2 separate regions of the Homo sapiens genome follow, and region 1 is linked to region 2. The links are chromatin loops, found by intact Hi-C in ENCODE. Cell type or tissue: IMR-90. All regions are shown on one strand. Region 1 overlaps LOC105377862 (a long non-coding RNA gene). Region 2 overlaps LOC101928570 (a long non-coding RNA gene).

What was found. Hi-C counts contacts between places; a loop is a spot of excess contacts. Peaks named below come from ENCODE experiments on the same cell type or tissue, not always from the same donor. Only the 100,000 strongest peaks of a DNase experiment are listed, where the experiment ranks them.
Region 1: it touches region 2 in a loop (1.9-fold over the local background); 2 of 110 quality-filtered maps call a loop at or near these places.

What each region holds. Positions count from the first base shown.
Region 1 is chr6:77,022,081-77,027,080 of GRCh38, forward strand. The region is part of intron 2 of LOC105377862 (a long non-coding RNA gene); the gene reads left to right. Among named protein-coding and RNA genes, the nearest start is that of LINC02540, 430 kb to the left of the region's middle. In IMR-90, no CTCF peak of the experiment used is centred here; no DNase peak of the experiment used is centred here.
Region 2 is chr6:77,291,431-77,296,430 of GRCh38, forward strand. The region is part of intron 1 of LOC101928570 (a long non-coding RNA gene); the gene reads right to left. Among named protein-coding and RNA genes, the nearest start is that of HTR1B, 170 kb to the right of the region's middle. In IMR-90, no CTCF peak of the experiment used is centred here; a DNase peak (open chromatin) is centred at 2,001; H3K27ac peaks cover 720 bases.

The DNA of each region.
Region 1 (5,000 bases), 270 kb before region 2:
CACATTAAAACAACAATTAGACGTCCTCACACGTGTTAGAATGGCTATTATTACAAAGACCAAAGTTAACAAATATCTCTGGGGGTGTTAAGAAAAGTCAACCCTTGTACACTGTTGGTGGGAATAAAAATTGGTACAGTCATCATGAAAAAAAGTATAAAAGTTCCTCAAAAAATTAAAAATAGAAGTAGATGTGATCCAGCAGTGTCACTACTGAGTACATATTCAAAGAAAATAATATCAGTATGTCAAAGATATATTTAGACTTCCATGTTTATTTCAGCATTCACAACAGTTAAGATATGGAATCAACCTAAGTGTCCATCGATAGATAAATGGATAAAGAAGACGTGGTAAATACAATTGTTATTGGCATACAAAAAAGATTTGTTTCAGGACCCCCTGGAATATCAAAATCTGTGGATGCTCAAGTCTCTTATATAAGAGAGTATGGTCATAGAAATGATAGATACTTGAGGTGACGGACACCCCAGTGCCCTGACTTCAACATTACACTGTCTTTGCATGTCACCAAATATCACAAGTACCCTGTATCACATGTATTAATATTATCTATCAATAAAAATGGTGTAATATTTGCATATTACCTAGGGACATTCTCCTTTAAATTATGTGTATATTATTTATAATACCTAACATAATATAAATACTATGTAAATAGTTGTTATACTTGTTTTAATTTGTATTTTGTATTATTTTATTGTTACTTTTAAATGCTTTTTCCTAATATTTTTGATCTGGGGTTGGTTCAATTGTGGACATGGAACCTGAAGATACAGAAGGTTGACTGTATACACGATGAAATGCTATTCAGCCTTTAAAGTGGGCAAAATTTGTTATTTGTGACAACCTAGAAGATGTTATGTTAAGCAAAATACCCAGGCACAGAAAAACAAATACCTCATGATCTCATTTACATGAGAAATCTGAAAAAAATTGAACTCCCAGAAACAGAGATTAGAATGGTGGTTACCAGGGGCTGGATAAGGTGTTGGTCTAAGGATACAAAGTTTTTGATAGATAAGAGGACTAAGTTCAAGAGATCTATTATATAACATGGTGACAATAGTTAACACGATTTATTGTATTCTTAAAAATCATTAGCACAGTAGAATTTAAGTGTTCTTACCAGAAAAAAATGATAAGTATGTGAGGTTATGAATATATTATTTAGCTCGATTTAGCCATTCCATGATATATGCATATGTCAGACATTTTGTACATGATAAAATGTACAATTTTTTGGCAATTAAAAATAATAATAATTAAAACCAGATGGTAGTGATAGCTACATAATTGTATAAATTTGCTAAATTTCAGCAAACTGTACAGTTATAGTGAAGGAATTTTATGTTATGCAAGCTATATGTAAATAAAATTATAAGAACGGATATTTGGGGAGTGTTGATGGATAGATAATGGTATGGTTAGATGATGATATATGCAGTAAAATGTTGATGGCAGAATCTAGATAAAGGGATAATGAATGGTCCCTATATAGTTTATCATTTTTTGTATGCTTGACAAATTTTATAGTGATTTTTTGGGAAAATAAAGCACAATTAGTAGCATTTATTAGGAATAATAACACCATTTTATGGTTTAAACCAAGTGGAAAATCTACATTAAATAAGTTACTTAAAAAAAAATCAGTGTGACTACTCTGGTTGAGTTTCTAAAATAATGTTTCCTATTAAATATCATGAAATATCAGGACATTTTTGAGAATTGTCTGAACCTGGTCTGTGGCAGGAAATGTTAAGGATGAACCTGGAAGATCTATCCCAAATGACAAGGAACCTATTGAAAACTACTACAGACATATCAAAATATCAAAGGGTTACCAAGTCTAGCCAGTTTGAAGAGGGCCCAGTGGCCACATATAGACCAATTTAAGTTTTCACGTGAATAGGAAATTATAATAGGTTGGAACTCAATAAATATGTTTAAACAAATGACTATATATATGTATATATATATAATTGTGTATATATATAATTGTATATATATAATTGTATATACATGTAGTGTGTGTGTGTATTTATATTTACCTGTCTACACACACTTACCTTTTGAAGATGATAAGAAATCAATACATTCTCTTGAAAACTCAGTAAATAAAGGAAAAATAGCAAGATTTATCTTGTGTTTCCTACATGAACTGTACCACATGGTAAGCAAATAATATTGGGGATAAACATATTCTTTCAAAAGTATTTCTTCTATAGTAAAAACACAGTGTTCAAATAAGAATATCACTGATCAAAAATAAGTCATTGAGCTTAAACATAAACTATTTCCTATTATTTTTCTGTAGCATTCTAAATGCTCAGTTCTGTCTTACTTTGCCTTATTCTCAAATTTAAGATCACTCTAACCAGAACATTAAATTTGATATAGTGCTTAAAAGGCACTACTCCATTTTCTCATATGGTTGACTCCCCTCATTTGGGAAAAAAAAGTTTATATTTATCACACGTGAAAATTTTATTATTTTCTGCTATGTGACTGTGATTATAATGTAGTGGTATATGAACCAAATGTATGAATGATAAGAAAAGTTAAATCAGTATGTATTTTAGATATTGGGGCATGTTTTATATTTTAATTCAAATATTAATATTTTTTATACATTCAAAATAGCATTAAGTATTATGTAGACTTTTAACATAAAAGTTTAAAAATGTTTGAAAGTCACGTTTTATTTGTATTTTTCTAGTGGTTCCGTTAAACTTACTTTTTCTAATATTAAAGACTAAAAGTAGTATCTATTCCTATTGTCATCCATTACTTCTCTTCATCCACATTTATTTTACAATAAATATTTGTTTGTATTTAATAATGTCTTTTTTTATTGTGTTTTGTATTCCTAGGTAGACAAATGTGTGTGTGTGTGTGTGTGTGTGTGTGTGTGTGTATTTCTTGATGAGATACATTTGCTGGTCATTCTCTTTTAAAAGGGTTTGGTAGGAGTTATTGTGGACAATTCTCTAGGACTTTTTTATTTGTAATATTCAGAATATGATTGGGGGGCTGCATATAAGATAAAATACAAATAACAATGGCCTAAATAAGGTTTAAAGAGTTACTTTTCTCTCAAATAACATAAAGTACGGCAACACCAGGGTACCCCGGGAGTTCAGGTCTCTTCTGTATATCCAGTTTGTCAACCTTAAAATATTATTATTCTCCTCCCACTAAAAGGTACCTCACGGTCCCAGATGGTTTCTGGAAATACAACTATTACATTTACATTTAAAGCAAGAATTACCGTAGGGGAGGAAGAGCTAAAAAGAGTGCTTATCAGGTATCTTGTCTTCCCACTAATGAATTTCCCTCAGAGTCCTATCTATTAATCTCACCTTATAGCTCCTGGCCCAGAACACAAAGGTATCTGGGAAAAGTTGTGTTTCAGCTATGTATATTGCCACCCTGAATAAAATTGTAGTTTTGTTTCCAAGAAAAGTAATACAATGAATATTATGTGAGCAACATTATAGGAGTTTTACTTTCTCCTGCTTAGGCAAACTTGCTGGCTAGTCCTATCTGTCATTTGAGTATTCTAAAAAGATGACATGAAATACCCCAAAAAACATGCAAAGGAAAAAGATGTTTGCAGGTTTGTGTTAAGGACGTATCGAGCACATTTGCAAATGCCATGTCTTTGTTCAGGAGTCCTGCCTCTATCTATTTGCTCTTCTCTCCTTAGGAAAATGCTTTTGTTGTCATTGCTGTTGCTGTAATATAGCCTGAGCAAGTATTTTTCCCAGCAAGAAATAATGGGATTAAATCCCAGGAGACTGTGAACAAATCTGGTTCTTAAACCACAACATCTATCCCCTCGGGCTCAAAAATAGGCTGTTAGGGCACTTAGTCCAGTTGTCAGGTTCTTAGGATCTGGTACTTCCCCGCAGAATTCAGCCTTAAACTGTGTGCACTGACTCTATCTGTCTGTCCTTAACATGAGCAAGGCAACTCAGAGACTCACAACTGCCTGGATTTCTTTTCTACCTTCAGGAAGGAGTAATATCTGAGTTTTGGGGGGGGGACCTTATGATAATAAGAGAAAGATTTTGTGAAACCCTGTTAGTGGTTTCTTTTTGTGTCCTAATATTTCTATCTAATATAATGACGGAAAAAATCAAAATATACTTTGGCATAGAGTAGAAATTGGCAAATGTTTTTCTGTAAAGGTCAGATAGTAAATATTTTCAGCTTTGCAGGCTATACAATTCTGCTGCAACAACTCAACTCTGCTATTGTTTTGCTTTCCAAAAGCAGTCATAGACAATTCATAAACAATAAGTGTAGCTCTATTACAATAAAACTTTACTTATGAAAACCGTCAGTGGGCCATATTTGGCCTGCAGGCTGTATTTTGCTGACTACTGGCTTAGAAAATTGGTTTATTCCAATGGAGGAATTTGGTATCTTATCTATAACAAAATCTCAGAGACTAAGCTTACGTCACTATACAAGATGTCATGTCTCATCCCATTAGTTATTTGAAGAGCTGTTCTACCACCTTTACTTCAGAAATTGCAACATATGCCACCAAATATTGTTCAGAATTTATTGGTTTTAAAATGGTAATATGTGTCTAATTGCTTTATTTTACCTTGAATTTTCCCTATTATCAGAAATAGTTTCACTTTTGCTTTGTTTGTGTTTTAAATCACCCACTTATCTCAATTTCGTTCTTTTCAGCAATGTGCATGGATCTGTTACCCCTGTAATATCCTATTGCAACTGCCTCTGTACTTCCTGAACTCTGGCTAGCCAGTTCTGATACTTTTCTACAGAAGGTCTGATTACTGAAAATCATTTTCTTTTGTTTGTGATAATACTTCCATAATTGCAGTTATAAATGAAAGGCCAGAGCAAATCCCTTCTCATCTGGAAACTCACAGATTTTATTATCTTCTGCTCAATTGAACTCAATTTTGCTTCCAGTGCTTTTCACACCCCGGGTCACATAA
Region 2 (5,000 bases):
ATAACTAATGAAACTAAAAGTAAATAATATAGAGCTGATGAGAATAAAGACTGGAATGAATTATATTGCACAAATAGTAAATAAAATCCAGTTTCATTGGACAAAATATACTTCAAGGAAAAGTTATTGATGGGAAATCAGAGATACAAATAACATTAATAAAAAGAAACAAGAATGATATAAAATACTCACTATACATTTATTAGATCACAAACAAAATCTCATGAATTTTCTCCAAAAAATCAGTATCATAGAGTCCATGTTCACTGCCTGCAATTCAGTGTGATTAGAATTCAAAACAAAATGTTTGCTAAAATATAACATTCAAAAGCTAAAATGTTAACTTTAAATAATTCATAAGCTAAAGTGGAAATCAGGAAGACATTACAAAATATTTAAGCTTGAAATAAACCAAAAGTACAATAAAATGCTTGAGTATTACAAAATTAGGTAAGAACAATATTTGAATGTTAAAAGGCATTTGAAGAACAAAATTTTCAATTCTAGTGATTAGACATAAAATCAGCAATAAAATAAGCCCATTTAATCACAATAAGGATATAATTATAAAGAAGAGTAGTGATTGAAATATGAAAATATATTTTAAAAAGAAATAAAGTTAATTAAAAAACGAGATGGAGAAAACAGTAACTGCAAAAACTCCTGGCAAATATGATTAAATAGAGTCAATCTATCCAGCTTCGTAGAACCTACATTGTAAGTGAAGTAAAATAAAATATCTAGTAAATAAGCCCTTGATTTAACTGTTCTTTGTATTCAAACCACAGCCTTTGCCCTTGGCAGGGCATGAGGTGAGACAGAAGAGCAAGTTCATTGCCTCTGTTTCTAACCAATTTTGTGTAAAGTTCACTGGACGTTATTTTACAAGTGACTGTATTGATAGATGCTTGCTTTTTAAATTCTTTCTACAGGTATTTCAGAAGGCAGTCTAACTAAGTGGAGATATAAACTCCCTGTTTCATACTCCATTTGGTTTCCAACACCTGCTCTCAGAAAAGAAGCTGATATTAACCATAGTGTTAAAAAATTTTATTCTACTCAAGGATAGCTCATGCAAAATTTGACTTCTATCAGTGGCATAAAAGGTTCAGATATAGTGAGGTTCAGGACAAGGCGGGGAGGTGTGCCTCACTCAAGGGAAATTATAATATACATGCAGACACTGGTTTATCTGGGCTAAGCCCAGAGTCACTGCCTCCTTCCCTAAAATGTGTCTCCAGGCACTCTCCACAAACTCAAAGACTATGGCCTTAAACTTGTCATGGTCTATCTCATCAGTTAAGAGTCTAATTAGTATTTGGCCTTTCTAAAGTCTATTAGGCAATTCTCTTAGAACACTCTTACACAAAGTCATTTTTGTTCTAGTTATCATCGGTTTTTGTTTCCGTTAACATCTTAGGAAGACCTTATGCTCATAACATTCCAGGAAATACTTTATGCCTCCCAGCAAAATTTGTTCTTTTATGGTTATTGAAGGACCTCTTAGCAAAGAAAATAAAGTAGATGACTAAGTGCAAAACATTCATTAAAGTGTTCTTCAAACATGTTTTGTATGAAAAAAATGATTTGGCTATAGAGAATGATTGGTATGTCAAGAATTTCATTTCAGGCAACAATTTTGTTATTAGAACAAGCTTCAGTTGTCTACACGTTGGTTTTGTTCAGAAGATGTAAAGCAAGATAAATAGAAAAGAGAACTTCGAATGCTGTTATCTGCCATGCAGGTCTTCCTTTGTAAGTACAGATAACAACAGTGCTAATATTTTTTTTCATTTCCTTGGGTGCTAAATCTCCTTCTCACTGCCCACGATGCCCTTTACACCGTAGCCACTGCTCCAGCAGCTCCAGAGACCTGAACAAATAATCAAGCCATTTGTCTCTTGGGAGGAAAAAATATACTCTTATCTTTAAACTCAGTTTCTTGCATGTCTTGCAAGGAATGACTGAAGTCTAAAGTGTTTCTTATAGTCCAGGATGCCTCAAGAATGAGTCATTTAAAATAGAGGCATTTTATCCTGCAGCCAGTTCTCTAGATAGGTGATTGCTTAAGAAACAATAGAAGGGGGAATGTTGGGAGTAGCTAAGTTCACATGTGTGCAGCAATACACTGCTGTCCCTAAGTGAAGACCCAGAGCTGGATTTCATGTGATGCTCCTGCAGCCCCACAAGATAAATGTAACTTCTGCATGCAGATTACAGTTTTACAGGCATGTATATGTATTCCATCAACAACTCTGGAATTTTCACAAGTGAAGCATTTCTTGCTCTCCTTACATAATTGCCAAGTATCATTTAAAAATACATCCCAGCATTTGAAATACAGAATTTCCATGACAGAAGAGACAGGTCATCATGGTTAAATGATATGATAAAAAGTGTCCCAATTCAAAAGTGAGAAAACCTGAATGTTAATTATAACCTTCTTAGGGTCTCCCATCTACAAAGAAGAGATAGCATCTGCACACCATGGGTGTTATAAAAATATAAGGAGTGGGTATAGGAAAGGGCACTTTGAAAAACATGGACTGTTATAAAAGCAGTGACACCCAAACTTCAGTGTGCATCAAGATTTGTTAAAACATAGATTTCTGGGTTCTAGTCCCAGGATTTCTGACTCAGTGGGTGTGGGTTAGGGCTGAAAATGTGCATTTCTAAAGTACCAGGTGATGCAGATGTTGCAGGTCTGGGTAGCACACTTTGAAAATAACTGATATAAATCAATTGCTTTCAAGCTACATTCAACAAAGCCTGAGAACCCTAGGGGGTATCTAGAGGGTCTCACATAAGGGTCAGCCAAGAAATGTTTCAATGGGCAAGGCTGGAGTCTCCTGGTTCAGCGTTTCACTCTCAGCCTGGACCCCCACGAATCTCTGCTTCAAACACAGTAGCTAGTCATGCTTTTTTTTTATATTTGCCATTATTGGGGCTATAGGTAATACTCTATTTAAAAGAAGTGTTAAAATAATGGATTTGAAAAAAGTTTATCAAAGTGATAACACAATGAACTGTACATCTTTTATATCTTATCAAAATTGTAATGGTGTTTATAAATTATCTGAGTAATTTGATCAAACAGAATACCCGAATTAAATATTATGACCTCAAAATCTGAAAGTTTTGAGTTTGCCTCATTTATCTTTCTTTCCCTAAGTATTTAGGACATTCTAAATTGTTTTAAGTAGGGATGTTGAGGCACTTCTGCAGAAATGGCTATTTCCATATTTGGGGCAAGAAATGTACAAGACAAGCCTGGGAAATCTTAGTTTACCAGGAAGAAGAGTTTTCAAATGACTAGTCAGAGTCATGACATGCAACCTAGGAACCAACATGAAGGGCCTGCTACTAGTAATGTTGGACTAATTTTGTTATTAAAATAATATTGATTGCAATTGATTAAAATAAATCATATATAAAATTACTGTATTGTTAAATTATTTTTTAAAAGTCCCTATTGGACAGCATTGCTGACTACTAGTGCACCAATTCATTAACATTAACATTGAAAAATAAAGGAAAATGTTCAAGCATTTATTCTATAATTACTAAATGGCTTGATTTTCAGAATAACCAATAGAAAGTGAGGAAAAATTGTTCTTTATAGAAAAGGTTCAGCTTAAAAAATGCAAGAAGCATGATAGAATTAGAAAATCACCCAAAGTAAGCTAATGGCCCCAAGACATAATTATTAAATGGATTCTAAAGGTATTAAGTGAAATGTTAATGAGAAACTTTGTGGTATAAATTAGGTTAACCCCACCTGTACCCACTGATCAACTTCAGCATTCACTAAAAACACAAGAACAAGACATTGTGTTTCAAGATATCCTTCAAGGGGAAGTTGAAAGCATCCACCCATATGGGACGTATTTTTGCCAAATAATGTGTCTGAATCTAATCACTCCTCCACATCTAACTACAAGTTCACGGAGAATAGAAGAAAAATTAATTACATCAAAGGAAATGCTCATCCAAACGTGGAAATTGAAGCATTCCATTGAATAAGAGAACTGGTTTCTCCAACATAGCAATGGCATCAAAAGTAGGGTGTGGGCTGCACATTTGGAGTTGAAACAGAAACAAATCACAACAATGAGAACTTAATTTGATTCTAATTTGACAAACAATTATCTATAATCATATGTTTGTGGAAAATTGGAAATATTTTAATATAGACAAGATGTTGGGTATTAGTAATGGAATATTATTAATATATGTGATGATGGCATAGGAATTATATATACTCTTAGAAACCATTACGGGCCCCAAAGAGCGGAGTTGTTAAATTTTTTTAATTGACAGATGAAATTGTATGCATTTATTGTGTCCAATAGGATGTTTTGAAGTATAGGTACATTGTGGAATAGTTAATTCTAGGTAATTAGCAAATGTATTGCCTCACATAGGTATTACTTTTGTAATGAGAAAACTTACATTCATTCTCTTTGCATTTTTTAAGAATAAAATATATCATCATTAACTATAATCACCATGCTTTCATAATAGAGCTCCTGGCCTTATTTCTCCTACTTTACTGTAATTATCCATCTTATGACCAACTTCTCTCCATTGTCTCCTTCCTGCCAACCACCCCAGCCTCTGGTAAATTCCATTCTATTTTCCTACTTTTATGAGATGAACTTTTTAAGACTCTGTGTATAAGTGAGATCATGTGGTATTTGTCTTTCTGTGCCTGGCTTATTTCACTTAACGTAATACCCTCCAGATTCTTCCATATTGTTGTAAATGACTGGACTTTATTCTTTTTTATGGCTGAATAGCATTCCATTCTGTACACATACCACATTTTCTTTACTCATCTGTTGATGGACATTTAGGTTGATTCCCTATCTTAGCCATGGAGAATAGTGCTGCAATAAACTGAATGTGCATGTATCTCTTTGACAACTGATTTTATTTCCTTTGAATAATACCCAGTAGTGAGATTGCTGGGTCACATGGAAGTTCTATTTTTACTTTTT